Regions from separate parts of the Mus musculus genome. Here region 2 is linked to region 1. Evidence: chromatin loops called from intact Hi-C (ENCODE). Cell type or tissue: left cerebral cortex. All regions are shown on one strand. Each heading gives the region's core, and the rest is flanking DNA. Links, peaks and the distances in the headings are about the cores only.

The links. A loop is a pair of places that touch in the nucleus more often than their neighbours do. Peaks named below come from ENCODE experiments on the same cell type or tissue, not always from the same donor. Only the 100,000 strongest peaks of a DNase experiment are listed, where the experiment ranks them.
Region 2: it touches region 1 in a loop (3-fold over the local background); 7 of 42 quality-filtered maps call a loop at or near these places.

Annotation. Positions count from the first base shown.
Region 1 is chr15:27,307,123-27,310,038 of GRCm38, forward strand. No RefSeq gene overlaps it. Among named protein-coding and RNA genes, the nearest start is that of Gm36899, 150 kb to the right of the region's middle. In left cerebral cortex, for the core only: a CTCF peak has its summit at 1,760; a DNase peak (open chromatin) is centred at 1,742.
Region 2 is chr15:27,706,378-27,709,293 of GRCm38, forward strand. No RefSeq gene overlaps it. Among named protein-coding and RNA genes, the nearest start is that of Otulinl, 26 kb to the left of the region's middle. In left cerebral cortex, for the core only: no CTCF peak of the experiment used is centred there; DNase peaks (open chromatin) are centred at 1,040 and 2,233.

The sequences.
Region 1 (2,916 bases), core at 284-2,783:
TTTTTAACGTTAAGGAGTTTTTTTCTTTTATCTTTGATAATCTACTTACTCATCTCCCTTCTCTTTCTTCCTCCTCAACCCTCCCATGTATCCCTCCCCCCCCCCCCCCACAAACACACACTCTTTTAAATTCATGGTCTCATTTTTCATTAATAGTTAGACATAAAGTCTCACCCACAGGAGGGTCTAGACCTGAGCTGAACGAGTACAACCCTCTCTATGTTTTTAAAGGATATACTTTTAAATAAACACAGACTATTATATAACAGTGATTTTTAGACAGACCAATCGTAGCCATTGATTCCGGTACCGAGAGCAAAATATAGTCGGCATCACCTGTTCCCTGATCCTTTCAGTCACTGCTGCTACCAGAGAAGAAGGGTAAGGGATGGAGGAGTGGGGAAAGGTTTTTCAGCAATAGCAGCAGTGGCATTTTGCAGCTGGTTTTGGGGATGGGACTCTATGCTGGAAATTGTGGGTGTTAAGTGGTATCCCCCTCTTAGAGGCAAAATCAGTCTCCAACTGATGAGCCACTGGGATAGACATCTTGCAGATGGCAAGAGACAAAGATGCTAATGTCTCTCTAGAGAAGATGTGCTCTGGTGTTTTAAATGAGAATGGGCCCCATAGGTCTACATATTCGAATGCCTCCTGTTTGTGGATGAGATGTAAGCTCTCAGCTGCTGTTCCAGCCCCCCTGCCTGCCTGTCCGACGTCTTGCTTCCCACTGTGATGATTAAGGACTCACCCTCTGAAACTCTCAGCAAGCTCCTGAAAGATCCTGACTGAATGTAAAAGGTCACAAAAGCCCTGAAATTGGCAAAATAGATTTCACTGTTAGCAGAACTAGCTTCACTGATTTAGAAAAATAGAGGTGCACAATGCTCTGGCCACAACTAGAACCTGTGTGTCTGCCAATGTTCTGACCGTTCCTTGAACCCATGTGTGTGCCCACTGATGAAGCCCATTGGTAGGTGTTTGTGATATTGGTTGCTGGGGAAGAGTCGGAAAATCTCCCCAGCAACCACAGCCAGGGCCAATCCGGAGTTGCTGCACCTGCACCAGATTCTTTCCTTGTACCCCTCCCATACCCATTCTTGAGAATAGACATTGTTTAGATTGGGTAGTCCCCTACTCTCCCCCTTCTCCTTTCCCCCCTGAGGGCCTATAAAAACTGGGACCTCTTTCCCCTCCAGGTCGACTCCTCTACCCCTGCGTGGGATATAAGTCGTCCCCAGAGCTCTGGCTTTCCCCGAATAAAGCCTCATGTGGTTTGCATCAAGCTTGGCCTCTTGTGAGTTCTTTGGGGTCTGCTATTATCCCAAGACTTGAGTGAGGGTCTCCCTTCGGAGGTCTTTCACTCCCAATTAAATTTTATCTTTATAAGGTGTCTAGGACATGGTGTCTTTTCACAGCAGCAGAAAAGTAACAAAGAAAGGCATATGCCTTCTATTCCAACCCCCCTATGGCTTTAAAAAGAAAATTCATCCTGCAAGCAATAAAATGCAACCAAATCTTTGCTGAATGAAGCAAGATACATTTTAACTGAAACAAACGAAAGGTGTAAGGAAATCTGCTTTCTCTTATGTCTCTTGCTCTGCTTGGATATGAAGATAATTCCGTTTCCTGAAGGAAGCAACTTGGGAGGCTTGCTAGCATCTTTCCTCACATCCCAGACTTTGCTTGCTGCAGATAAGGTGTCACACACACTAGTTCTTCCAAAAATGCCTCCTACAGCAGCCAGGAGCTGGGAAACATCCGTGAGCTGAGAACCATTTCCTTCCCTTCCTCTGAAGTCGCCAGATGTTCTGATCTAGTCAACCCCCCTAGGGACATCTGAAACCACTCACTGCAGAAACCAGAGCTGCCTTGTTCATTTTGCTTACCTGAGCATCAAGATTTATCTTCTTTCTTTTTTTTTTATTGGATATTTTCTTCATTTACATTTCAAATGTTATTCCCTTTCCCTCACAGAAACTCCCTATCCCATCCTCCCTCCCCCTGCTTCTATGTGGGTGTTCCTCCACTCACCCACCCACTCCCACCTCCCTGCCCTCAATTCGCCTACACTGGGGCATCTATCGAGCCTTCATAGGACCAAGGGCCTCTCCTCCCATTGATGCCTGACAAGGCCACCCTCTGCTACATATGCAGCTGGAGCCATGAGTACTCCTTGGTTGATGGCTTAGTCCCCGGGAGCTCTGAGGGGTCTGATTGGTTGCTATTGTTGTTCTTCCTATGGGGTTGCAAACCCCTTCAACTCCTTCAGTCCTTTCTCTAATGTACTGGCTGGTTTTGTGTCAACTTGACACAAGCTGGGATTATCACAGAGAAAGGAGCTTCAGGTGAGGAAATGCCTCCATGAGATCCAGATGTAAGGCATTTTCTCAATTAATGATCAAGGGGGAAGGGCCCCTTATGGGTGGTGCCATCCCTGGGCTGGCAGTCTTGGGTTCTATAAGAGAGCAGGCTGAGCAAGCCAGGGGAAGCAAGCCAGTAACATCCCTTCATGGCCTCTGCATCAGCTCCTGCTTTCTGGCCTGCTTGAGTTCCAGTCTTGACATCCGTTGGTGATCAACAGCAATGTGGAAAGTGTAAGCTGAATAAACCTTTTCCTCCCCAACTGCTTCTTGATCATGATGTTTAGGCAGGAATAGAAACCCTGACTAAGATATCTAACTCCTTCATTGGGGACCCCATGCTCAGTCCAATGGTTGGCTGCGAGCATCTGCCTCTGTATTTGTAAGGCTCTGGCAAGGCCTCTCAGGAGACAGCTATATCAGGCTCTTGTCTGCATGCACTGAACATGCCTCCATTGCTGGTGGGATTACAAACTGGTACAACCACTCTGGAAATCAGTTTAGCGGTTCCTCAGAAAACTGGACATAGTACTACCTGAAAACCCAGCTATATCAC
Region 2 (2,916 bases), core at 93-2,592, 400 kb after region 1:
TATGCTCCACTTGAAGGATAACACGGCTTAGCTGCTTGCTCTCAAGTTTTGTCTTTAGATTCTCCAGGATCAGGGTTTTCTCTGGAACAGTAGATGGAATTCTCCCGGCTGCAGCTTCCAGGACACCATGGATCAAGCCTTCCCTGGAGGCCCCAGGCATCTGGGAAGGTAAGAGTGAAATTGGTCCTTCTCCCAATATTTCTGTACTGTAGAGGTGACTTTCTCAGCTGATAGCAGGGACCCTGCTCTGAGGTGCTCATCCGTCTGCCGCTCACCTTTGCAATTTTCATTGCGCTCAAAATATTGTACAGAATATCGCTGGGGCCAGGAAGTGAGCAACCCCCTTGCCATGCAAATAAACATGAGTAAGCACGAGGAGAAGTGTTTCAGGGGCCACCGATGCCACCCAGCAACCCAGCGCTCACCAAGCATCGGCGAGGTCACAGCTCCAACTGCCAACACTCAGAGCAAACGACTTTGCTTTCTTGTGTGTGAAAGACATAGTCTTTCGAAACATGGAGAACTGAACTGTAGCTGCCATGCCCTGTCGGGAAGGAAGGAAGCAGCTTTGAGAGATGTCTTGAAAGTAGAGGATGAGGAAGAGAGCTGCTTGTTCCAGAGTCTGGAAAAGGACACCTCCATATTCAATGCTGTTTCCATGACTTCTCAGGTCCCTTCGGGCTGAGTTCCTAAAGTTGCTTCTGAGCAGCTGTAATTTCAGATTCTGTTTTATTTTGATTTGTACAGTTTTGATTGCACACATATAATATCTGAAGATAATAATAATAATAATATATATAAATATACATATTTATCAATCAGTCTGTCCTCAAACTCAGAGAAATGCCTGCCTCTAACTCCAGGGTGCTTGGATGAAAGGCATGCACCACCACTGACAAGATGTATTTATATCTTATACTCATCATCTGAAAGCAATTTTATGCCAAAATTTTAAATATATGTATATCCAAACTGTTTTGCAGCCCACTGATTACTGTTCTTCTCTGTATACAACAGCAGCATGGGGAAGGGTTTGTTTTGGCCCACAGTCAGGGTAGAATCAGCCATGACAGGGAAAGCATGGAGGCTGAGGAAGGAAAGGGGGAGGAAAGAGGAGGAGTGATGAGGGGAAAGGAGGAGGAGGAAGATGCAGAAGAAATGTGAAGCAGAAAAGAAGAGAGGGAAGATGGAGGAGGGAGAAGCATCCATTTATGATCAACAGGAGGAAAATTCATTAGCAGGTATCTCAAAATCAACTTCCTTATTTATTATATATCCTAGGACTAGGAACTGTCCTAGTTGGGAGAATTGGCAAGGGTGACTGGGGCCCTGAACCGTTGTGTTTCTGCATCGCTCTATTGCGGCAACAGGACAGCTTTGTGTGAGGTTCAGACAGAGATCAAATACAAGCAGCCAGTCTTTCCAAACCTCTCCTCCATCCCCAACCCCAGTCAGAATCCTGATAACTTCAGAGTCCTCGTTCTCTGCAAGGATTAGCCACAAGTGACATGTGACATTCTGTCACCTGACTCTTCCCAACAAAAAGTGGGATTCCGACATGTACCACATATGCTCAAGCAAGCAGAGGTGACCCGAGGGACCTGATTTTTCTTTTTCAGCTGCTGTCATGATTCTGACTCAACAGGCTCTGAACTCCTGCCCCATTAGAAGTTCAACCAGCACAATATGCTATCCAGACTTTCCAGAATATTCTCCACCTCAGCCTTCTGGCAAGTGGCGTGTCCTGGCTTAACGTCTAGCATAGAGGACAACTCCCAGGGATTGTGAAGGCTTGTCCCATCGGATGGATTGATCTCAAGATCTCAAGATGTCTGCAGATGGGGACACCTAGCTATGAAAGGGCAGTCAGACATTCTTGCCCAGCTTAGCAGTTTTGAGTTACAGGAAACACATGCACATGGTTTCCCATGCCAATACCAGTATGAAGTCAGGAAAATTAACACCCAAGGTCGTGCCCTCTGTCCCTGTTGCCATATGACCAAGGGCATTACTCACAGTATGATATGAGACAGGGCAACGAGGGATTCACTTTCTATACAAATGTCAGAGAGGCAGTGGTCCAGCAAACTCACATGTTGTGGAACCCACAGAAGAGGGTCCTGGTGGGACATACAGTGGCCTTTGTCATATCTGTTGCAGTCAGAACTCTAGTCTACTCTATGACAGAGCCCACTGAAAAATTCAGTAAGTCATCATTCCTAGGTAGGTGGGTGGATGAATGATGTAACTCACTCTGCCAGGAATGGAAAAAGGAACCATTGGCTCGTGGAGAAAAGAGCCATTGGCTCATGGAGGAAGAGCCACTAGCTCATTAAAAAAAAAAAAAAAAAAGGGAAGCATTGGCTCACGTGACTAACACCTCTGCCTGGCTCGGCTTTAGATGTGACTTGATCTAATATTTAAACTACCACAAGTAATGTTCATTTCTCTCTGCCTTTCCCTGCTCTCTGTATGTCTGCCTCTGTCTCCCACCCCACCCACCCCCTGCTGTGATGAAAAGAGGGGGTCCTAGAACACACTAAAGCTAAAGATGCTTTATCTGGTGTCAACATTCATGGACAACTGATTATTAAATGGAACAAAACAACAACTGGAGAAAACCTGCTTCTATCCTCTTAGACTGACAGTAGGAATGTGGCCAAGGCTGTGTCACAGGTCATAACAATGGACATTAAAGGATGAGTGGTTCCTTCAGATTTCCCTCCTCTAATGCTTTCTTCAGAGCAGGCAACCTCAAGAGACTGAAGCTGGGGTGTTAGGAAGGAGCAGACAGGATGTCTGTAGTCAAGAGTGAGGCACCACCACGTAGAAGAAAAAAAATCACTTTATGGACAAGAACTGTCCACTCAGACAGAAAGGGGCTCCTGGAATTACAGACATGTTGAAGCCTCACAT